Regions from separate parts of the Homo sapiens genome. Here regions 2 and 3 are each linked to region 1. The links are chromatin loops, found by intact Hi-C in ENCODE. Cell type or tissue: heart right ventricle. All regions are shown on one strand.

The links. A loop is a pair of places that touch in the nucleus more often than their neighbours do. Peaks named below come from ENCODE experiments on the same cell type or tissue, not always from the same donor. Only the 100,000 strongest peaks of a DNase experiment are listed, where the experiment ranks them.
Region 2: it touches region 1 in a loop (2.6-fold over the local background); 3 of 110 quality-filtered maps call a loop at or near these places.
Region 3: it touches region 1 in a loop (6-fold over the local background); 24 of 110 quality-filtered maps call a loop at or near these places.

What each region holds. Positions count from the first base shown.
Region 1 is chr3:64,529,786-64,537,785 of GRCh38, reverse strand. It overlaps ADAMTS9 (ADAM metallopeptidase with thrombospondin type 1 motif 9), which reads left to right. Exons shown (of 40, transcript NM_182920.2): 38 at 4,516-4,620. Among named protein-coding and RNA genes, the nearest start is that of ADAMTS9-AS1, 28 kb to the left of the region's middle. In heart right ventricle, CTCF peaks have their summits at 3,787, 3,989 (motif pointing left), 6,938 and 7,139 (motif pointing left); DNase peaks (open chromatin) are centred at 3,985 and 7,145; H3K4me3 peaks cover 321 bases; H3K27ac peaks cover 440 bases.
Region 2 is chr3:64,952,078-64,960,077 of GRCh38, reverse strand. All of the region lies in intron 4 of ADAMTS9-AS2 (ADAMTS9 antisense RNA 2), which reads right to left. All of the region lies in intron 1 of LOC105377124 (a long non-coding RNA gene), which reads left to right. Among named protein-coding and RNA genes, the nearest start is that of LINC02040, 220 kb to the left of the region's middle. RefSeq lists a silencer at 697-897. In heart right ventricle, no CTCF peak of the experiment used is centred here; a DNase peak (open chromatin) is centred at 4,650; H3K27ac peaks cover 1,961 bases.
Region 3 is chr3:65,436,216-65,444,215 of GRCh38, reverse strand. MAGI1 (membrane associated guanylate kinase, WW and PDZ domain containing 1) reads left to right here. Exons shown (of 23, transcript NM_001033057.2): 8 at 1,367-1,424; 9 at 4,204-4,337; 10 at 6,969-7,061. Among named protein-coding and RNA genes, the nearest start is that of LINC02040, 270 kb to the right of the region's middle. In heart right ventricle, CTCF peaks have their summits at 4,210, 4,415 and 7,407 (motif pointing right); a DNase peak (open chromatin) is centred at 4,415.

The DNA of each region.
Region 1 (8,000 bases):
GTTTAAAGGAGGTCTTCACAAAGCTGTTGTTAAACTCTGTCAAGAGTTTCTTACTTTGCCTGTGAACCTTCAAAAGTCTGAAGACTGGGATTCTGTGACGCGTTCAGAATCCCAAGCCCTGTCTCCATAGGATGGATTTACCCCCAACTACAGAGAACGTCCGAAGACAAACACATCTGAACGTTGTTTTAACGAGGCGTTTTTTCGGCCTCAAGCTTTAGAAGAGCATTGCTAAACGTTTTAGAGAAGTGGAGAGGAAGCTCTCAGGAGAGAAGGAAAATAAACAAAGGACATAATGGTAAAAAGAGCCTTTCTTCCATTACCCAGGAATCAAAAACTTTTGAAGTACAGTTTTTTTTAGGGCAATTGATGGCTTCAAAAACCCCATTGGTATCTGTTGCATTTTAGTGGCTAACAGATTGGCCCTGTCCTGCCTTTTTCAAATGTCTCAGGATTTTCTTGTTTCTATATGCACATCCTTTGGGAAGCTTAAGTAAATGAAAAGTAACTTGCATTCATTTATTTTAATAATTCAGAGACAAATGAACTGATTGATTTGCTAAATCCTGACAATGAAGCAATTCCTAAATGAGAAAACCCAAAGCTTGAGAGAGGCTAATTTGTATTTTTTCCCAGCTCATTCTTCAAACCATATTGGGTACTTTAAGAATTCAATTCCTTAGACACATATTGAGCACCAGCTACACTGATGCAAGATGTGAGTTTTTCAAATCAGTTTTCCAGGAAAAGGTTTGTAGAAAGCGTGATTGTGGAGACTGCTTCGGAGTAGGTGGTTCAGCCTTTGACCTAGTGATTGCACAGAAATCAAAGCAGAATGATGTTGTGTTTGAGAATTTCTTTCTTTTACCTCATTGACCACTATTGCTTTGTGGATGTATTTATTAATAAGAGTGGATTCCCCGACAGCCCTCATCTTGAAACATAACCAGAATATTTTTTATCCTGATGACAGTAGATGTGACACTATTATTATTGATGGTATTAATAGCTAGCATTTATTATGCGTCTTTGCTTTAGTCACTGTACTCAGTATTGTCTACTCAATGTAGCATTTAAATCACCACAGTATTCTATGAAAATGCCTCCTTTTTAAAGAGGAGGAGGGTAAGGAGTAGAAATTGGGAGGATTTGCCCAAACCTACACAGCTGCCGCTCAGTAGAGTCTGGATTTGAACCTAAGTGTGTCTGAATTCATATCCATGATAGTAGACATGTCTTTTTGATTCTGTTTTCAGGCAAGATTTCTGCAACATTTGCTCCTGTACAACAGAAAACAGGATTATCCTTTGGTCTAAGCACATCTTTTGCAAACCTTTACGGACCAACTAGTAAACGTATAACTCTCAATCACTCTTCTTTAGAATAGGCAACAGAAGGTGGTATTTACAACTCATGTGCCCTTTAGACCTTGAAGATAAGGCCTTTAAGGGCAAAGATGTCCCAGAGCAGAGCCAGAAAGAACATTAGGTCTTTACTTCTCTGGTGGAACTCAACTTTCAGAGTGCTAACAATCAGCTAGGACATTTGCTGAAATGCAGATCCCTAAACTGGAAAGGGCAGAAGGAGAATGAGGAGGATGATCTCCTGTTGCATCTGGGTTCATCAACCCCTCTGGGAAGGCAGACTTAGTAGACGTATATATTGAGCATGTTCAGACACTGGACGCCCAGGTCGGCTGGGGGCATTGTCCAGAAAGAAGCTGGGTCAGCCGCCTGGACCTCCGGAAAACTTCAGTGCCAAAGCAGATCAAGTCTCCTTTCTCTTGCAGTGCAGGTGGGACAGGCAGTCTGAGTGGAAAGCAGAATGGAGGGAGAAAAGAGGGACATTCTTGGCACTAGGATGGCCTGGGCACTTTGAGTTATGTGGACCCACTCCTGGGGGCAGGAATGATAGTAAGATAAGAAAATTTTGGGGGGAGGGGGTGGCAGGTGCGGTGGGTCATGCCTGTAATCCCAGCACTTTGGGAGGCTGAGGGAGGTGGATCACTTGAGGTCAAGACCAGCCTGGCCAACATGGTGAAACTCCATCTCTACCAAAATAAAAATTAGCTGGGCGTGGTGGTGCACACCTGTAGTCCCAGCTACTCAGAAGGCTGAGGTAGGAGAATCATTTGAACCCGGGAGGCAGAGGTTGCAGTGAGCCAAAATTATGCGACTGCACTCCAGCCTAGGTGACAGAGTGAGACCTTGTCTCAAAAAAAAAAAAAAAAAAAGAAAAGAAAAGAAAAGAAAATGGCCAATGGAATAATGCAACATACAGAATCCGGTGTCTGAGGGGGCTTCAGTGCAGCTACAATCAAAAACACCTGAGCATGGCAGCCATGCCACATAAGAACCATGAACCTCTGTAGCATATTGTCATAAAAATGTCATATGTATATATATGTGAGATGGAATCTCACTCTGTTGCCCAGGCTGGAGTGCAGTGGCACAATCTGGGCTCACTGCAACCTACACTTCCTGCCTTCAAGCTATTCTCCTGCCTCAGTCTCCCGAGCATCTGGGATTACAGGCACACACCACCATGCCCAGCTAATTTTTGTATTCTTAGAAGAGATGGGGTTTCACCACGTTGGGCCAGGCTGGTCTTGAACTCTCAGCCTCAGGTGATCCACCTGCCTCAGCCTCCCAAAGTACTAGGATTACAGGTGTGAGCCACCACACTCAGCCCAAAAATATTTTTTAAATATTACCTACTGTCTGCCAGGTAATGCGTGACGTGCATTGTGCCTTCTGTCTAATCACCTCCTATTCACAGGTTAAGTCTTACTAATCCATTTTACAGATGATCTCCTTGCCTGAGGTCATGCTGAAAGTAAAGAAGGGAGCAAGATTCTAGGGTAAATCTACCCTTTGTACCAGGTTTTCAATCAGCCTCAGCACTTTTCGGGCTGGAGAATTCTCTATTGTGGGCTGTCCTGTGCATCGCAGCAGCATCCTTGGTCTCTACCCGCCAGATGCCAACAGCAGCACCATTCCCTGCCCCCCCACAGTTGTGACAAACAAAAATGTTTCCAGACATTGCCAGATTTCCCCTGGGGTCAAAATCGTGCCCTGTTGAGAACCACTGATTTAGTCCAAACTAAGTCCTCTGGTCACCTCTATCTTGTGGAATCTAGCACTCCAGAAGTGTTTATAAACTTTTGTTAGTCAATATTTATGGAACTGGCATTGAGAGACCTCTAAGCTACACTTAGTCCTGGAAATCTTAATTGAGGAGCTGGGATATAATATTTAAGTGGCTAGTCGTATGTTACAAACCATAGCTGATTCAATAAACAAAGCAATAGTAAGGCCCTGCTCTCAATAAGCTTACTGTTACATTGAAGAGATCACACGAACACTTACAAAACAATTAGAAAATGTAAGACAGATACCATCTTTTTGCATATCTACTAAGCGCCAGCCATAGCTGATTTCTTTTAGTCCTCTGTACGGTGCTCAGAGGGAAGAGAGTTTTAGTGCTTTCCATTTTACAGATGAATAAACTGAGGTTCCAAGAGGTGAGAAAAGATCTGGCCAGGATCCAATCACAGGTGAAAGAATTTTTCTTACACGCGGGTCTGATCAGCTGTGAGCTCCTCCTTGCCTCTCTTCTTGTTTATAAAAGACTGTTTTGACAAAGTGCTGGTTTGTCAGTTTCAGAGAGAAAGCAATCAGGAGTGTTCATGTGGAATATTTTTAGCTCTGAAACTGCTCATTGTGGAGTAGGAAGCCTCAAGAAGAAAGTATTTCAGATGCCTTTGCGAGTCATTTTTGAAAGAGAGAGTGAGAGAGACAATTGGAGAAAGCAGCGAGAGGGTCTTTCTGCTGCACCGTCTCTTTAGAAATCAATATTGAGGCACCAGAGGCCATGTTCTGAAAGGCACCCTCGGAGGGGAGGGGTTTGGGAGATCTCCCTTACCGGAGCCTGAAAGCCGCATCCTCCAGGCCCAGGTGGTCTTGAGCAGGCCAACCCTGCCCTCTGCTGACCGTCCTGGGGAAAGCGCCTCTTCTTTGAAGTCCCGCCCTGCTGTGCTTAGTACGCGGTGTGCTAATCGCCCCAGGGAGCTGGAAGCCCAGGAAGCTTGGCACCAAGATCTTGTTAGAAAAATTACACTGTGACATTTTGTTCCTGAAGGAATCTGATAATTGTGAGCAACATCAGGACTGCTGTGTTAGGGAGGCCGAATGGAGCAAGGACTTTGAAGTCAGGAGGATGTGAGTTGGACTCCTACCGTATCCTGGAGAAGTTAATCACTTCCGCTAAGCCTCAGTTTCCCTATCTGTAAAGAAAACCTCCTTCGTAGAGCTCTTTCGAGGATGACTAACATGATGCATGAAGAATGGCTGGCCCTGAACAAACAAAACTAAATACTATCAATAATTAGTAGCTATCACAATTAATCAACATCCTTCTCTTTTCCAAAGTACCTTTTATTGTATCACCTTTGCCTTTGCTTTTTTGAGGACATCACATGGACTGAAAATCTCTTTTGTTGGTCGTGTTTTCCAGGGTCGTTTTAGCATCAACCTTTATGGAACCGGCTTGTCTTTAACTGAATCTGCCAGATGGATATCACAAGGGAATTATGCTGTCTCTGACATCAAGAAGTCGCCGGTAAGGTTCTACAGATGGGTTGGGAGATGAATTTTTATTTCTTTCTTTCGTTCTTGTCTTTATTACTGTGGTAGTGGTGCTGAAGGAGCAAACGAATGTGCTTTCCCACTTAAGCCATTTTGTAGTGTCAGGAAGACCATTTAGGAAATAAACCTAGGGTGCAGTGTTTACACGTGATTAAAGTGTGAGAGCCTTGTTCACTTCTGGTGAATTCTTCCTCGAGAGGTGAACATATGAACCATCCAAGTAATTAGAAAAACCACCTAACCAGGGAGGTAAAAGCAGGAAGAAGCCTCTGTCGAGAGTGTGGCTCAGATATCTTTCAGTTAGCCAGCTTGCGGTTCGTTCTATGAACCGAGGGGAAATGACCTCTTCTTTTTATTTAGAAAAATTGAAATACAGATGGAGCTAGAAGACAGATAACTTATTAAGCGATATATCTGGAGAATTAGAGATACACAGGGTCTACAATAATAAGTTTTTCACCCTCTAAAATCTGGGTGGTTAAGGTGTGGTCTACGCAGTGCATCAGTGTCACCTGGGGGCCCGTTGGAAATGCAGGTTCTGGGTCCCAGACCCTAGTGAGTCAGAGTCTACAGCTGAACAGTGTCTCAGGTGGTGATGGGCACAGTACAGCTTGAGAAACACTGTGCTGTGCAGATGGTCCCTGACTTACGACGGTTCCACTTGATTTTTCAACTTCACCATGGTTCAAAAGCAGAACACGCTCGGTAGAAACCCTACTTCAGGTACCGATACAGCCGTTCTGTTTTTCACTAAGTACAGTATTCAATCAATTACACAAAATATTCAACACTTTATTATAAAATAGGCTTTGTGTTAGATGATTTTGCCCTGCTATAGGCTAATGCAAGTGTTCTGAATACATTTAAGGTAGGCTAGCCTAGGCTGTGATGTTCAGAAAGTTAGATATATTAAATGCATTCTTGACTTAATGATATTTCCAACTTGCGATGTGTTTATTGAGACATAACCCCATTGTAAACTGAGGAGCGTGTCGACTGTGTACTGTTTCTCACCGTGGGTGTATAGTAGAATCACCTGAGGAATTTTTAAATGCACCTGCCCAGGTCCTTCCCACACAGATGAGCTGAATCGGAATCTCTAAGGGTGGGGGGACCTGGCAGGAGTAGAATTTAAAGCTCCCCAAATGATTCAAATGTACAGCCAGGTCAGAAACCGCTGCCACTTACAGCCTTCCCTCTGAAGTCCTGAGAACGTGGGGCAGAAACCCGGCTCGTGGAAAAATGTCTAAGTTTACCCAGGCATGGCCCATTTCTCCCGTCCCATCTCAGCCAGGAGCCCTGCCTGGGGTTGCCTCAGAAATAGGGGAAGACAAAGAAGAGAGCTGGGAAAGTAGGGTTTTATTACAAGGCAGAACGGCCAGATAAAATACAGGACACCCAGTTAAATTAGAATTTCAAATACACAGTGAGGATCGCCTGATCCTAAGAGTTCGAGACCAGCCTGGGCAAGGTGGTGAGACCCTGGTTTTGCAAAAACTTTAAAAATTAGCTGGGCATGGTGGTGCATGCCTGTAGTCCCAGCTACTTGGAGGTTGAGGTGGGAGGATCCCTTGAGCCCAGGATGTCAAGAGGGCAGTGAGCCATGATTGCGCGACTGCACTCCAGGCTGGGCTGCAAAGTGAGACACCATCTCTTTTTTTTTTTTTTTAAGTACACAATGAACACTGTTTACAATAAGTGTACTGTTATCACTACATGGGACATAGTTATACTAAACATGTATATGTTGTTTATCTGAAATTCATACTTAACCAAGCATCCTGTATTTTTATTTTCTAAATCTGAAAACCCTATTGCAAATACTTCTACCTAATCAAAATAAGACTATAAAAAAGCAGCTCAACCTGCCTCCCTCACCTGAGAAAGAGGAGAAACGTCCAATTGGGACATTCCAGGAAAATCTGTTTCCTGATCTCTTTTTCTAGCTGCCATGATTAAGTTTGTGTCTGTGAAAAAAAGCTATCTCACTCTCTCTCTTCTCCATCTCAGCCAATCAATGTCCTCAAATCCGATTAACTAAATAGTCATATTGATTACTTGTAAATTAGTCATTAAATATTTTTCCTTGCACTGAAAGGAATAAAGATAGCTGAGAGAGAGTGCATGAGCTTTAGAATGTGCCCCGAAATTATAATGTTCTTTCCCCATTCCTTCCCTCCAAAATCTATACATTATGTTTCTTTTCTCTTGACAAATAAAAATCGTATATTTTTATCGTGTACAACATGATGTTTTGAAATACACTGTATGTTTCAGTGACCCAGAACCAAAAAATTTGCCTGTCTAGTGCCACTGCACTGCAGCCTGGGTGATAGAGTGAGGCTCTGTTAAAAAAATAAGTAAATAAATAAATAAAAATGTGATTGTAGGAAACCCATGTAGATAAACTGTAACCTAAATTATAATTTTATTCGTTAGATAGTTACTACCGTTTCAGCCAGAAACTAAAAATAATTAAAGCCAGGAGCGCCACCTTATGGAAAGAATGATCACTACACTGGCTGTTCCCCAAGACTTTTGGGAGATGCCTGGGCTGGAGGGAGCTGGGTATGACAATTGCCTGTCGGCATTTTTTTTTTTTTTTTTTTTTTTAAATCTTGGTGTTCCTTGGCAGTTCAGAGAGTGTGAGCTCAAAATTAATCTCCAGGGCCTGTCGAGTACTCCTCATGAATATCTGGGAGCTGGGACTGAGCCCTCTCTAGCCCCCGGCTGTCTGGAGAAATGCTGTCTGACTTCCCCCGTGTGGTCCAGAGAAGCATGTCCTAGCAATGCTACCTGAAAATAGGCTTCCACCGCCCAACACTTTTGGGAGAAAATGCTAGTATATTGTATTTCCTTCCTGAAGAGTCACAGTAAGCATTAGCATGTGAGGTGGGACTAAATTATACAGGAAATAAACCTGTGTGACTTTAGCCAGCATTCCACTAAAGCAGTGGTTCTCAAACTCAGGAGTGCTTCACCATCACCTGCAGGGCTTGTGAAAACACAAGCAGGTGGCCAGATGTAGTGCCTTGTGCCCATAATCCCAGCACTTGGGAAGGCTGAGGCAGGAGGATTGCTTGAGCCCAGGAATTCAAGACCAGCTTGGGCAACACAGGGAGACCCAATCTCTACAAAAAAAAAAAAAAAAAAAAAATTAAATAACTGACTGTGGTGGTGTGCACCTGTAGTCTTAGCTACTCAGGAGGCTGAGGTGAGGATGAGCCTGGGTGGTCAAGGCTGCAATGAGCCATTATTGTACCACTGTACTCCAGCCTGGGCAACAGAGTAAGACCCATCTCAAAACAAAACAAAACAAAACCCACCACATGATCAGTCTGAGGAGAGGCCAGA
Region 2 (8,000 bases), 420 kb before region 1:
TTTGAAGAATAGCCTTAAGAGCAGAAGTGTATCTCATCTTACCAAATGCTTTCCCCATCTTTAACTAGTTATTCTTTCTGATAACCTTATGACAGAGTCCACTATGAACATGCCCACTTGAAAAAAGGAAGAAGAGAGAGGAAACATTCTACAGAAAGGGCTGTGTCAGAGGCTACCATGTTGCCAGTGTCATGTTCTGTTGGGAACAGCTGCCTTTCAATGATTTGCCTCTTTCAATGGTCAATTATGTTCCAGAATGGCTGATCAGATCAATAATAGTTCTTAAATTGCTGAGGAATCTGAGGCTGGGTTGACAGTTAAGAACATCCTCTCCTCCTCATTTCAGTCAAATCAATCAGCCACAGGCCTCCTACAAGGTAACAAAATTGGCAGGGCTGTGAGGTCTGATATTCCAATTGTCCTTCCAGGGAGGAAAATCATCCCTGGAGTCTCAGAGTCACAGACTCTTATAGTTTAAAAGAAATATCCAGTGGTTCTTAACCATATCTTGGATCATGGACTCCTGTGAATCCAACACAAGCCATGTATGGCATCTCTTTCCCCAAAAATACACATAAAATCTTCCTGTAATTAAAGCTCATTCATGAAACTCACCTTTGCTTTTTCAGATGATGAAATACAGACTCAAAAAGGTGAAGTTACATGCCCAGGTTCACATAACTTCCAACCAGGGCCCCCATCAAATTCTCTATTGATACCTCTTGAGAGGTCTGAGGTAATAAGGTCTTCTTTATCTGTTCTAGGAAACAGTACTCTGGTTCTATATAGTTCAGCTTCATTCATGCATTTAACAATATGTGTTGAGTCCTAGAGCCAGGCACTGTGCTAATTCATTCTTATCTTCCACAGCACTGGTCCCACAAACCAAAGAAGAATCAAAATGGCAGTCTTACATGTTGATTTTACTTGTTGGAAAAGTTACAGAGAATGCTGTTTTGCTGATTCTTTTTGTCAGATGAGGAAAATAGACCTCTAAAACAAGTCTAACTTGCCTTAGAATCCTTAATGTACCTCTGGTCCTTTTAGAATCAAACCCAATTCTCTGCCTGGTGTTAAAGACCCATTCATACATGTAAAATTTTATGTTCTGTCTCATCTTTCCAGATTCCTGTACTGAAAAACGCTTTGCTTAAGACACACATTCTACTCTGTACCAAATCATTTAAAAAAAAATCAGTACTATTCTTCATTCAAGTGATTCCCACCCAGAAATCACTATAGCTCTATCCCTCCTTCAAGGCCTGAGTCCTATTACCCTTTCTCTCTGAATCCTATCCTGATCACCTGACTCAAAATCTCCACCTCCCCTTTTCCTCATAATTCCTGTAGCTCATGTGACTATGTCCACTTGGAGGATAATGGTTGACAGTCCTGTTTTATTTCTTCATGCATATATGACTTAGCACCACTAAGAATGTCTATTGTTCATTATATACCCAACTTCCCTTGACAGATTGGTTCAAATGAAGTCTCATAAAAAATGGTCTCCCTTCAAAGGAGTCCCAGATTATTTCTATTTTTAGTAATTGATGATTAACAGAAAGCCCAGTCTATCCACATGTTGAAATCCTGGAGTCTGCCTTCAATGTGGATCCCTCGGCCAAGAATACGCTTCTCATTTTTATTTTCTTCCAGAGTCCAGAAAACCTTGGAAAGCTGCCTTAAGGGGTGATGGAATGAAAAACCAGACCAAACCAGGCAGACATGGGTTCTTCCCTAAATGAACATTCCATAAGCCCAACACAGAGCATCTTCCATTTCAGTGCTCAGCCCCCAAATGCCTCCTGGTTATAATTAAGTACTTCAAAGTTTTCCAAACACCCTTTTAGAAATCCGGTCCCAAATAAAAAATAATGTTCAATCAGATGTAAATCATCGCACAGCAGGGCAGGAGAGGCATGGGAAGTGGTCATCTGCACTTGGACTAATCAGCAAGTCTAGTCCCTTGATGAGGATTTTCATTTTCTCATTTGTCATTCTAGCCACTGAATTCTCAAGTGGCCAATTTGTTCCCTATTGGTAATCAGCTAGTTATTTTTCTTCTCATTTCTCTCTCTGGGATTGTTGGACTGTTTAGAGCAATTCATCACCCATTTGGGACTAATCCTTCTGTGGAGGGAAGTGGGGGAGGGAAGCTGTTATCCTAGAGAAGATAAAGTAGAAGACTATTTCCCCATTTATATTTGGTTGTTAAACAATGATTTCCCCAATGAGGTAAGTGAAATAATGACATAACTGCCTAAGAGTGAAACAATGAAAGCTTTAGGGGTAGGTGCCTTATGCAATGGAAAGTATCCCCAGCTGTGAAGTTTGTTACTCCGAAATGACTTGTTCTTAGATTGTCTTTACAACCCCCAAGGGAGCATCATCTTACATTCATTACCTAAGTTTGGAGGAAGCTGCATCTATGAAGATTATAAATGCAGAAAGAGAGTTTTAAATATGTATAATGCATTGGTGGAAGCAATTTTACCCCATCAAATAGGAAAAAGGTAGCCTTTGAAGGTTGTTTTGTCTGCAACAAGCAAGTTCAAACGTTCTTCCATTTGTTCTCGCCAAGTCTTCTCGATTACAGCATCTCACTTTGGTTTGCCTTTTGTCCTCTCTTTCTCCCTCCAGCAGTTGCTGTCTCTCTCTGTCTCCGATAAAATCATTTCCAAACGTTTTCAGGGATTCCATTTTTCTAAGTTCACGTCAGGTGCCATGGAAAGGTTGACCCCACCACTCATTGCAAACAAGTCTCTGGTGTCGGTGCATTTTCTAATTAGTGGGTGTCTAAGTTGATCTCTCAGATTTCCTTCCGTCCTTCTGAAGAACCTAATTTCAAACCCTCAAGGCTGACTGTGTTCACCAGAGCCAAAGGTTCACATTTCCGAAGTCCACGTTCAGCCTTAAGAAAGATGTTAGTGTGACACAAATTGGCATTTTCTTGGCAAGTTTTTTTGCTCACAGCAAATTCTTTATTCCTTGGAAGGAAGCTGAGAGTTGAAAACCCCTTCTAGCTATTTCCTTAGAGACACTCTGAATTCGGGCAGCAACGTGATCTGAATCTTGAAATGTTTATCTTCCTCCACCGTTTTTCATTTCTTGAATCCTTTCTTGTGTCCTTTATTCTTCATATAAACATCCACATATGTAACTTCACTTTTAGGTGGGTCTAGCTATAAGGAAAATCAAAGGAGACAGAGAAAGCACGTTTACACACCCCATATCGAGTGTTCTTGCTTTTCTTCTGCCAATTCCCTCCACGCATGGCTGTTTTCACAATGGGTGATATCACCCAACAGCTGTCTTGGACTGGAAACTAAAATGCTTGTAGAATTTCAGTTTTTTGTCTTACCTACTTAAATTTGTCCCTTTTCCAAAAACACTAAAAAAATAAAAAAAAAGAATAGTTGCCTTCAGTGGGAAATTATTCCTATAACTGAAAATAAGTTGTTTTATAACTTACTCTGCTAAGGTTTTGTTGTAATTGCCCCTAATTCTAAATTTGCTTTCGAGAATCATTAACTGTGATTATATGGACATGAGCTTTTATATTTGGTATTTGATAAAACAAGAAAATTGATTTTGTAAAAATCTGTTTTCCATCTGCAATTTGTGAGCAGGAAATGGGTGGAAAGAAGTAATGCGTTACCTGCCTGGTGTTCTCAGGCTGACCTAAACCAGAACTTCAATATCTCATGTACTGCCTATTGGTTGTTTAGCCTATGGATTTGCTGAACCCAGTGAGCAGAGATCTCTGTGCTTCATTCTAGGTAATTAATCTGGTTATTTACTGATGTCCCTCGACCTCCCTCCTCTGAAAACAGCAGGTTCCTTCATTATCATCAAAAATTGCTTCCTCACTAAAGTCTTGATTTCTGAGATTCTTATTAGGTTGGTGCAAAAGTAATCGTGGTTTTTGCCATTACTTTTAATACTTTTCTACCTGTTTTTCCATTGTCTTATCTTGGGTCCCATCCTCATTACAATATCTGTCCACTGACCCTTTCCCCTACTTTGAACATTATGTTATTCCCAAAAAAGTGTACTCATGACAGAGTGTGAAGATCTCCAATGAGTACCACTCCTGAAATCCACAGACTACCACTGTTTCACAGTGGGTACCTGCAGACATTGCTTACTGCTCCACAGATTTTCACAAGTTAAACAAATCTATTTAACCAGCACCTAGATCAAGGACAATTTCTGAATTTTTATAGCCGCTGGACAGAATAATGTCTGTTGAAACTAATAAAAAATGGGGCTTATATTTTGTCTCTTTATTCCATTTGTAATCATTCAATTTTCTTGAATTTAAAAAAATGTATTGGCCTGTGAATCGTTACAAATAAATAACCAAATAAAATGAAACAAAACTGGTCCTTCGCCTCTGATCATTTGAAAAGAACTGATCTAGATGACCTGAGAACCCCTATCAGATTTTGTGTCTGGTTATTTTCAGCTGCTAATTTGAGCTTTCCTCTGAGAACCAGCCCTTCACGTGAGGCCCAGCTTTCTGAACAGTCAGGATAACACCCCTGCTCATCAGAGGCTGCTTCACTCTCCCAAGAGTCCATGTCTGTGGGCTTAAATAGAGTTAACACAATGGGTCTGTTCAGGGCCTTGAGTTGATTTCCTTGGGGTCCCTGCCTTGCAAATATCAGTGGGGCTTGGATACAACAAGGAAAAGAGTCCCTGGCTGAAGGCCAACCTCGAGTGTAATGATTACATCATAGTATACACTATAGAAATTATCTTCCTGGTTCTTATACAGAAGCTGACAGTCAGTACTGGACTTTTCCTCCTCATGTGCCAAGATTATCTGCCAATGTCAACTTTTCCTGTTGTGAATGGGTACAAGTTGTGATATTGCCATTCAAGGACTTCCAGTAGCAGTAAGAGGAAAATTATGAACCAGCTCCCCTCAGAGAGGAAGTGCCTTTGCAAACAGGTCGTCAGTCATGAGCATAGTGGCTGCCTCCTTCCTCCCAGGAACAGCCCTGCCTCCTAAATTGCTGACTCTCCCCTCACAGGCTGTTTGGATTGGCATGACTGTAGGACGTGTGATAGAGGCAGCGTTTGGCATATTCCTACTTATCCTACAAGCACTTTGGGAAAGAATTAACTATGTGTATTTTCCTGGAAAGACATAATTTCCGTTGCTCATTGATTGTGTCTTTAATTTATAACAAATGCCTTGAAAATGGGACACATGTGATGTTATAAGCCTTCTACAAGCCTCATTCTCTAGGTTTTTTAATTCCTTCAGGAATGAATTATTAGAATGGAAGAGGTGAGACACAGAGGCATAAATTTGGAAGAGCCCTTTCTGATCAGCTAACAAATTTCTCTCCCATTTTTTGGATGGTAAAACTGAAGCCCAGAGAAGGCATGTGACTTGACAAAGATGAGTTTCCAAAATACAAATTGGATTTCAGGGCTTTATGTTTTTATTTTTATTTTCCTAAGCTTGTGATGCAAGTAGGATATACCTACAAAAAAGTTACATGTAGCAACTGTAAAACTCAACACAATTCATAAACACATCCAGGCAACCAGCATCCAGATCAAGAAGCAGAACAATCCTGAGCCTGACAAAGCCTTTATAATGCACCTAAGCTACTGCTTCCTCCTAAGGGTAACAACTATTCCACCTTCTAGTATCATGTGTTATTTTTGCCTTTTAATGAACTTTCAATAAATGGAATTAGAGTGTGTTACTCTTGAGTCAGGCTTCCTTCATTCACCACTGTCAATGAGATTCATCCATTATTACATTTCATTTTAATGCATTGCTTTTCATTGCTGTATGTCATTCTTTTGTGTGAATATAGCAGACTATTCATCTTTTCAACCACTGATGGACATTTAGGTAGTTTTCAGTTTAGGCCACTTAATGGCGCCACTAAGATTATTCCTGTACATATCTGTTGTGAAAATATGTATAATTGGATTGGGTTTTACTCCTACTTTGTGTCTAATGATGCTCCCCAAAAATGTTAATAGAAGCAACTGTCAAAATTGTGTGCAGGTGTTTGAGGTGTATGAGACTGTTCCTGCATGCATTTCTGTCTGTGCCAACCATCCAAAGGGGACCATTTGAGGAATTACAGTAGCCTCATGACAGCCACCAATATAACATTTGTGGTTGGGAATATTTGCAAGTACTCTTAAAATCCAAAATAATCAGTTGACATTTTGTTTATCTCAAATTGTGAGTGATTTCATTATTAGCTTTTATTTTTATTTATTTTTAATTACAACTAATATATAAATTCATTCTTGTTCCATACACATGCTTAACAATAATACTAACACTATAATATTGGCGTCATGATCCCAAGGATTTTGGTCTGTTCATCACAGGGGTAGCATCAGTGCCTGACAGAGAAGGTGCTAAATAATATTTTTTGAATGATGGGTGGTTCTCTTGGCTATTGCTCCCCATCCCTAGAACTTCCCCAGAAGTAGTCTCATCTTTGAGTCTTTTGTGTACCTCCACACTGTTTTTTCTATACAATCGTGTGTGTGTGTGTGTGTGTGTGTGTGTGTAATTGGATGATGCCATGCTGTATGGGTTTTCTAAATTAACAGTATGTCTTATGCATTTTATTTGTTGTCAGTCATAGAAATTTACCTTTTCGTGAGCTGTGTAATATTCCATGGTATGGACATATTACATTTCTGCGATTTCCAATTTTGGGCACCATAAATTATGCTGCAGTGAACACTCTTGTGAATATAAGTGTTTCCTGGTGGTAGACAGCAAGAACTAGAATTGCTGGCTCACAGGTGGTATACATTTTTAATTCTTTCAAATCACCTTCCAGAATAGGCATTCCAATTCATCCTTTCATTGGCAATCTATGGAAGTACCTGTTTCTCCTCACCTTCACTATGATCGATATTATCAAAACTCAGAAGTTTTTGCCGAAATGATATGTAAAAAACATCATTTAATTTTAATTCCCTTCCATACTACTGATGTTGGGCATCTTTTTGTATATTAGTGAATGAAGTGTAAGTTTGACTTAAGCTTGCTGCAAAGATCAAATGCATAGGAGTAAGTAAAGCCTGCCATTCCCCCATCAGGGTATCTCTTTATGGCCATGTTCTTTATCCTGATTGTCACGGCTGTTAAGAATCTTAGATAATCCCTAGATTTTTCTCCACCCAAATGGTATGAGTATACAAAAGTGATTTAAACATTTCTTCAAAATCCCAGGGGACAGACAGGAGGGCATCTTGACCTATCCAATTTATTGGTACAAAGCAAAACATTTGGAGAATGAATTTTCCAGTTAATTATTCTAGTGCTTTCTCTTTGTACCAGGAACTAGAAGAAGAAAAAATGTTGTACTATGAGGTTTAACTATCTGCCACCATAAGGAGTCTCAAACTGCAACAAAACCTGCAATGAGCATTTTGATTATATTCCTGAATGTTGGATTCATTACCTAACCAACATTAAGGGCAGATGTTCCAGAGGCTAACTGCCCAGCCTTTAATCCCGGTCTTTGCTGGTTTGCAAGCTTGGGCATATTGAATGAAGTTTGGGAACTTCTGTTTCTCTCTTTCATTTTCTATCAAATAGAGCAAATAATAAAACCCACTTGATGAAATCATTGAGAAGACTAATTGGTCAATATAAACGAAAGGTGCTTAGCACAAAGCCTGGTATATATTCAATATTCAATACACGTTGTTATTGGTAAGGTTCATTTTGATTGGATCTTTGATCAAGGTTTGAATTGGAACTCAGAAAATGTTCAGTTCTTTTCTGCTCTTATACTAGGGAAGAAGATCACTCTAGTGTGCCCTCCACAGTTCATCTATCAGTTTATCCTTACTTGGGATAGAAGAGGCCACTTTGGCCTTTCTTGTTAATCTTATACACAGCTCCTTGCAGGTTTTTAGTTTAGGACATGCAAATGAGTATATAATAAATGAACCTGCTAGGCTGCTAAATCTCATATGAATTTTTACCCAGAGCA
Region 3 (8,000 bases), 910 kb before region 1:
GACCTGTCTTGCATTTTAGTAGCTTATGTCTCCTACAAGTCAAAGACTTCTTTAAAACTTGCTAAATGTTTTTTCTTTTTGATTTAGAAGAAAAGGGGGGAAAACCTGTCTCTTTGTTTGCAAACAAGTAACATGTGGAGCAAAAACTATGAAATTAATGTCTCTTGATGTGCAGCCAAATCTGAACAAAACATAAACTTTGAGTAATTAGCCTGTATGTGTTTGTGTGCATGTGCATGCCTCTACCTCAGTCTGGAACTGTTTGTGGTATATGTAAGCCTTCTGCCCTGATGACATCATTATTTAAATTAGTGACCACATGATTCCTTGAATTAAACAAAAATCTATTTCAAATATTTCAAGTTTGTAGTATTCTATCAAAGTTGGTCTTAATAGCTACTTCTAGGACTAATTATTCACTTTAGAGTGTGGTGTTACATAAGTTTGCCTTGACTACGTGTATCAGGGAAGCTTTAAAATTAAGTTGAATAACTGTTGTTCTGCCTGAAAGGATTGTTTAATGACAAAAAAAACCCACAACCTAGTCCCTTCTTTCACCAAGTAAAATAATATGGTGCAGTGGGCCTTTCCACAACAGATTCTTGTTCAGACAGAACTATTACCTGTTTAATAAAGTTTTGGCCTTTGATATGAAACCTTAGGAAGTTCTGTAGAGCATGGTTGAGTTTTCAGAAAGGCACATACATCCCCCAGTGCCATTGTACCACCACATTTAAAGAAATAAAATCATCCGCCTTAGATAGTGAGCTCTTAGGGATCAGGAGCTGTGTTACTGCTTTCACAGGTTAAGTGCTGAGAAAGATGGGCCAGCCCAGAGATAGCAATTGAGTGATAGTTGTGTGCAGTTCAAAAACCCAACTGCATTTTCATTAGGAACAAGGAGAAGATAACATGCAGATTTTATTTTATTTCAAGGAGAGCAAAACAACACTATTGTACTGAAAATGAAACATTAATTTTCATCCATTTTTGCTTGTGTAATAAGATGGCCTAGGAACAAAATGAGAAAACCGTAAACATTTAAGATAGGAACTAGGCATTCAAGGCAAGTTTAACCTATATTTTCACTAAAATCTAATTTAATAGTGATTTAGAATAAAGGCTGCATTTTGTTAAGTTTTATTTTCTTGCATAAAATACCAGTAGATAAAGAAATGCTGTTCATGTAGAAAAATACACTTATAAAATAATAGATACTTTTTTTTTTTTGGTTAGGATATACAGTTTTAATTGGATTTAAAGCATTTTTATGAGTCTTTCTCTTTTTGCCTAACTCAGTTGTTGAAAACACCCAGGCTCTTCAAGAATATGCTCTTCTTGCCCTAAATGTTCTTTTATTTTTCAGAACTGCCTGCTGGTTGGGAAAAGATTGAAGACCCTGTCTATGGTATCTACTATGTAGAGTAAGTGCCCATTCACAATCCACACATTAGTTTATACCTCTCTATAATTATGTACATTTGTGTTAAGTACAGCCTGACATCATTATAAGGCACAAACCAATTAACAATATTAATTTTATGATGAAAATATGTATGCATATATTAATGAATGAGAAAATATTCAATAAATCTGAAAATAGCAAATCATATTATTAAATTCACATGGGCAGGATCCATGTCTTTTGTTCACCACTGCATCACAAAGGCCCAACATCGTCCTGGTATATGGCAGGTACTTAATGAGTATTAGTTGAATGAATGAATGAATGAGAAAAGCCAGGATTCAGTAGACCAGATGAAGAGGGATTGTTTATCTTTACAAGGAGTATCTGATTCGTCTACTTTTTGCTCTACCCAGATCTGAACTCCTTAGCAATTACTTCTTTATTCATTCATACATTTCAAAAGGTTCAGCCACGGTAATTTATGAAATGTTGCCAGGATTGAGGAGAAAATGGAGAACTAGCCTAGGATGCAGACTTTGTGTGTTTCTTTGTTTCTCTCTTGCCTGAGGTTCTGGTTTCCCATTTTTAAAAGTCTAAAACCCTCGTGACTTTACTGTGTGCCTTATTCTAGCATTGGGCTCCCACTTTTTCCTTTCATCAAAACTGTTGATGGATAGGATGATATTAAAAGAAACCCAAAGGTTAGGACATTGAAAAAAAAAAAAAGCTTTGTATTATGTAGTTTCCTCAGAGAAAAATGAGAGGTAACTAATAAAAGTCCCTTCAAAAGAAGCAAATGCCATATAAATGTTGTAGAAACATAATCGTACCTGCCACACTGAAGATGTAACTGTCATATTTTCTTTCCTTTATGCTGCTGGTGATGAAAAGTCATTTGTATAATACCCTGGTGATATGAACACAAGATGAAAAAAGTGCCAGGCCATAAAATAGATGCCCAGCATCTTACTGTAGAAATTATGAGTTCAATATAGCAAGTGTCCTTGGCCAGTACTAACTTTTACCTCCACTTTGCCTAACAAGAGGGATTGGTAATATGGGGCATCAGAGAGGCAAACTTGGCTGCCCCTCTGACCCTCAGAAAATAAATTTCTTTTGTGTGCCCCAAAGATCATCTTTCTCACAGATGTACTGTGGGGTTTTTGCTATTTGAAGCTCATTTTGAATTGTCCCTCAACTAGTTTATGCATTAAGAGAGAGCAGGAACAGATGACAAAAGCTTTTATGGGTGAAGACACTAGTTTGAGGGGCAAGTTATTATCTTACCACACACTTCTCCATCTGTCTTTTCAGATTCATGTGCCTGTTAATGGTAGACCATTTCTTAGAATGAAATTGCTACAAGAATTAGGAAATAAACATGTAGGCCTTTAATAGAAATTAAGAGCAATCAGTCTATCCTTTCTATTGATAAACCTGCTTAAAAAAATAAAGCCTAGCTTTTTAAAAAACTTAGAGTTCTAAATAATCACAATACTATGCTCCTAAATTTCTAATAAACTATTATTTTGAATTAAGAAAAATAAGTTCAGGCATGGTGGCTCATGCCTGTAATCACAGCATTTGGGGAGACCAAAGCAGGTGGATCACTTGAGGTCAGGAGTTCGAGACCAGCCTGGCCTACATGGTGAAACGCCATTTCTACTGAAAATACAAAAATTAGCCGGGTATGGTGATGCACGCTTGAAATCCCAGCTACTCAGGAGGCTGAGGCAGGAGAATTGGTTGAACCTAGGAGGCAGAAGTTGCAGTGAGCCAAGATCGCACCACTGCACTCCAGCCTGGGTGACAGAGAGAGACTGTCTCAAAAAACAATAAATAATGTATATTTATACGTATATGCTTGTGTGTGTGTATATGTGTGTGTGTGTATATATATATACACACATATGTACCATATATATGTACATATATGTGTATACATATATATGTATACATATGTATATATGTATATGTATACATGTACACATATACATATGTATACATATATATGTGTATATATATAATTAGTTTTGTAGCCATCTAAGTGTTTGGATCTTTGTCATTTTGAGCACATCACATCTACTTAGGTTAACTTTATTTGGATTCTCTCTGCCTAAGGCCTGTACTTTTAATTGTGCCTCTATGTTTAGTGATCAAAATAGTTAACAGATGTGAGTGGAGTTCTTTGTTTAACTTCATTGTTTGGATGAATGCTTATGCTTCTGTGAACCCTACTGCAGACAGTTACACAGCAGTTCTGGCATTGTATGTTACAGACAATGTCACATAGCCACTTTAATCTTATGTCTCAATAATTCCTTAATCTACTTCTTATTGAATTAAAGCAGCTTCCCCTGTCAGGTGGTATCTTGGACATTTGGAGTGGGGTCAGTGGTTAAAATCCTGGGATTTGAAAGCAGGCAACCCTGAGCTTGCATGCCTGTTTCCTGCTTACTAGCTATATTATGCTAGATGAAGTATTTAACTGCCCAGACACTTACTTTCCTTATTCATAAGATATGAATAAAAATAGGACTTACCTCCTGGCATTTACTGAGGACTTTTAAATAAAATGCATATAAAACTGGTAGCCCAGTGCTTAGTGCATATAAGCAGTCAGTAATGGAAACTTCATTTTTATTTCCTCTTTCTAACTGAGCATTTTAACACACGAGGGTTAGCATCTCAGACCACCTGCTCTGCTCAGTTTGATTCCAGGGACTTGGTCTGATTGGCATTTTGCTGGTGGGATGAACTGTTTCAAGCTGAATACTATTTGCTATCTTCCCCAGCCACATCAACAGGAAGACACAATATGAGAACCCGGTTCTAGAAGCCAAACGGAAGAAGCAGCTTGAGCAGCAGCAGCAGCAGCAACAGCAGCAGCAACAGCAGCAGCAGCAGCAGCAGCAGCAGCAGACAGAAGGTTGGCCTCTTTCCTCTAGGCTTTTTCTTGATCAGGGGAGCATGGGGTGAAATCTGAGCGCTGACACCCTCGTGTGGTCAGAACTGGCCTCGATGATTGAGTCCTCTCTTGCCACACTGAAGAGCTGATGTCCTGTGGGGAGGAAGAGAACCCCCTCTCCATGTTCCTCTGGATGGCCAAAGTGGAGATCCTAATTCAAAGTCACTCAAATCTCCATTTTAATTTAGAAAGGAGCATCATTAGATCAGAGAACTTTCTGATGGGGGAGGAAATTTCTTGCCCCCGCAGTATTTGCATTGCAACTGGTAGCTAAATCCAAACCACTTTTAGCATTTTTACTTTAAGTGGAGTTACTGGGCATGAAACTAACTTTTAATTTTAGGAACATTACATGTAAAGAATCAGAAAGAGCTGGTAGTTTTGGGTGCTTTTAAAAATTACAGACTAATTCATGCTCTTTGTAAAAATATGGGCAATTCGGGAGTATAGAACATTAAATTCTCCCCTGGTTGCCCCCTTCCCATTCTCAGAGATAAGCCCTGTGCAGAAATTTTCTAGGGATATAGATATACGCATATTTTAACAAAAATCTGATAATAATTTATACGTATATAGTATGTATGTGAGACCTGTTTTCTCACTTTTTATTTCTTGCACATATTACTAAGTTGGCTAATATAGATTTAGCTTATACTTTTTAATGGTGACGTAATATTCCATTTCATGAATGCCTCTGCTTTATTTAGCCATTTGTTTATTACTAGATACTCTGGCTTTCCCCAGTTTTTCATTGTGATCTTTTAGAATCATAGGCTTAATACTCCCATCAATATAATATGTGAATATCAAATAGAATATCAAGTATAATGCTTCTGTTACTATAATATTGAATATAACAAATGTAAACCATAGACTACAGGTTGGCAAACTTTTTCTCTAAACAGCCAGATAATAAAGATTTTAGGCTTCGTGATTTAAACAGTCAATCTCTGTTAGAACTACTCACCTCAGCCATTGTAGTATGCAAATAGCTGTAGACATTATGTAAATGAATAGGTGTAGCTGTGTTCAAATAAAACTTTATGGGCACTGTAATTTCAACTTCATGTAATTTTCATATGTCACAAAGTATTCTCCTTTTTATTACTTTTCAACCATTTGAGAATAAAAGTTATTCTTGGCTCACAGGCTGTATCCAAACAGGAATTGGCCCCAGTTTGGCTAGTGGGCCATAGTTTGCCAACCACTGCCCTGGACTGTACAATTTAGAGAGAGTAGGTATGTATGTCTGTGTACATTCACCCATTGAAATGTTATCTACCTTAGTCTCTTTTCTAGCTAAAAAGAACTCTTCTCATATACATTTAGTGGGTACAAGTGCAGCTTTTGACACATGGGTATATTAAGTGGTGGTGAAGTGTGGACTTTTAGTGTAACCATTACCCAAATAGTATACATTGTACCCATTAAGTAATTTATCATCCTTCATCCCCCTCCAACCCTTCCGAGTTGCCATGGTCTGTTATTCCACACTTCATGTCCGTAAGTACACATTATTTAGCTCCCACTCAGAAGTGAGAACATGTGGTGTTTCACTTTCTGTTTCTGAGTTGTTTCACTTAAGGTAATGGTCTCTAGTTCCATTCATGTTGCCGCAAAAGACATAATTTTATTCTCTTTTTTATGGCTGAACAGTATTCCATGGCATACATACCACATTTTCTTTATCCAGTTATCCACTGATGGACACTTAGGTTGATTCTGTATCTTTGCTGTTGTGAGTAGTGCTGCAGTAAACATACAAGTGTAGGTATCATTCTGATAGAATAATTTCTTTTTCTTCAGATACCCAGTAGTGGGACTGCTGGATTGTATGGTGGTTCTATAGAGGTTGCAGTAATTTACATTCTCATCGACAGTGTATAAGCATTCCCTTTTCTCTACATCCTTATCAACATCTGTTATTTTTTGTCTAAAAATTTTTTAATGTATCTTTCCTGAGCTGATGAAACTTGGTAGTGTTAGAAAGTGCAGTTTGCAAATGAGAATGTACAATTGAATATGTTAGCTGAGCTGGAAGTGATTCTGGGGTGCCATCTCAAGGGTCACTCACTGTGAGTTATGTCTGGCCTTCCAAGGTGAATAAGACTACAATTAGGACCCAGGAGTATTTGTAATAGGTCTCATTTGGATTCAGAGATAACAGAAGAGCACACCCTTAGCAAACTGCTGAAATCTACCTTCATCTTCCTCCCTACCTAAGACAAGCTGGCCTCAGCAGCCCAGCTCATGTCTGAATCAGATTAGAGAAATTTCTCCCTTATACAGCTGCCATTAGTTGACTGTATGTCTTTCCTGACATTTTTTAACTGACTTCACTTTGGACTTTCCAGCCAGAGAGAACTGGAGTTCTTATTCATTATATCGTAATATTTCTTTCCCAAAACGTCTTAGACAAGAAAAAAAAAAAAAAAGAGCTTCATAGAATGAGGTCAGATAACAACTTCTTTTTAATCTAAGCTATCTGCCCTTGGTTTATTGCCTTGAGTATTATTAATAATAAGGTGAATCATAAGTAACTCAATGAGCCATTTGAAGGAAAAATAGGAAACTTTCTTTTCTTTTTCATAGAATGGACAGAAGATCACTCAGCCCTTGTGCCTCCTGTTATTCCAAACCACCCTCCAAGCAATCCAGAGCCAGCCAGAGAAGTTCCACTTCAGGGTAAAGTACTTGTCTTTCTAATTGTGTCATGGTTTTAGCTCAAAATCTAATTTTTTTTAAGGTATTTTGAAAAGTGGAATCTCGTAACTCCCAAGTCATTCCTTTGATAGTGAAAACCATAAATAATGAAAACAATGATAAATGTATTGTTAGACTTGTCAAGAAAAATTAGGAATCTTCCTGAATAATTTTTTTCCAACTATTTGTAATATTTTAAAAATAAAGACTACTTGTTAAATGATCATTCAAACCAACGTTTCTCAATCTCAGCACCATTGCCATTTTGGGGTAAGTAATTCTTTGTTGTGTGGGTTTGTCCTGGGCATTGTGAGATGTCCCCTGGCCACTAGATGCCAGTAGCACACAGCCCACCTCTCATTGTGACAAGGAAATTGTCCCCAGACATTGCCAGATGTCTCTGGGGAGCAAACCCATCCCAGAGATAGGAATCACTGACTTAGAGACCACAGATATTTAATAGTATGTTAAAAAAGATAAATCTGAAACTCAGCATTAGATATTTCAAGAGTCTAGCCAACATATTAGGTTTTGTCTAAGACTTTCCTATAAATGAAAATGGTTTGATATTGTGTTTTCAGTTCTCATTCCCTATTCTTGCTGCAGTTTTGGTATTTATGCATGTTTACAACGTTTCAATAGGTCTTGTTTGTTTACATTCACACATAGGATGAGGCCTTTATAGAGGATTATTCTTGAAAATTGGAAGCTCCAGAACCTTGCAACTTTCAGGCCTCATTACTCTTAAATTATAGAAAATATTTGTGTTTAGTTTTCTTTTTCTTTTAAACAAGCATCATGTTTGACAGAGTTGGGGGATGTTTGTGGTACAGAAACAATAAAAATACTATAAAATTTGTCTTCCTTTCTATATTTTAAAAGATTTAATTGTGTTACATATAAAAAGATAAGTAGAATAAT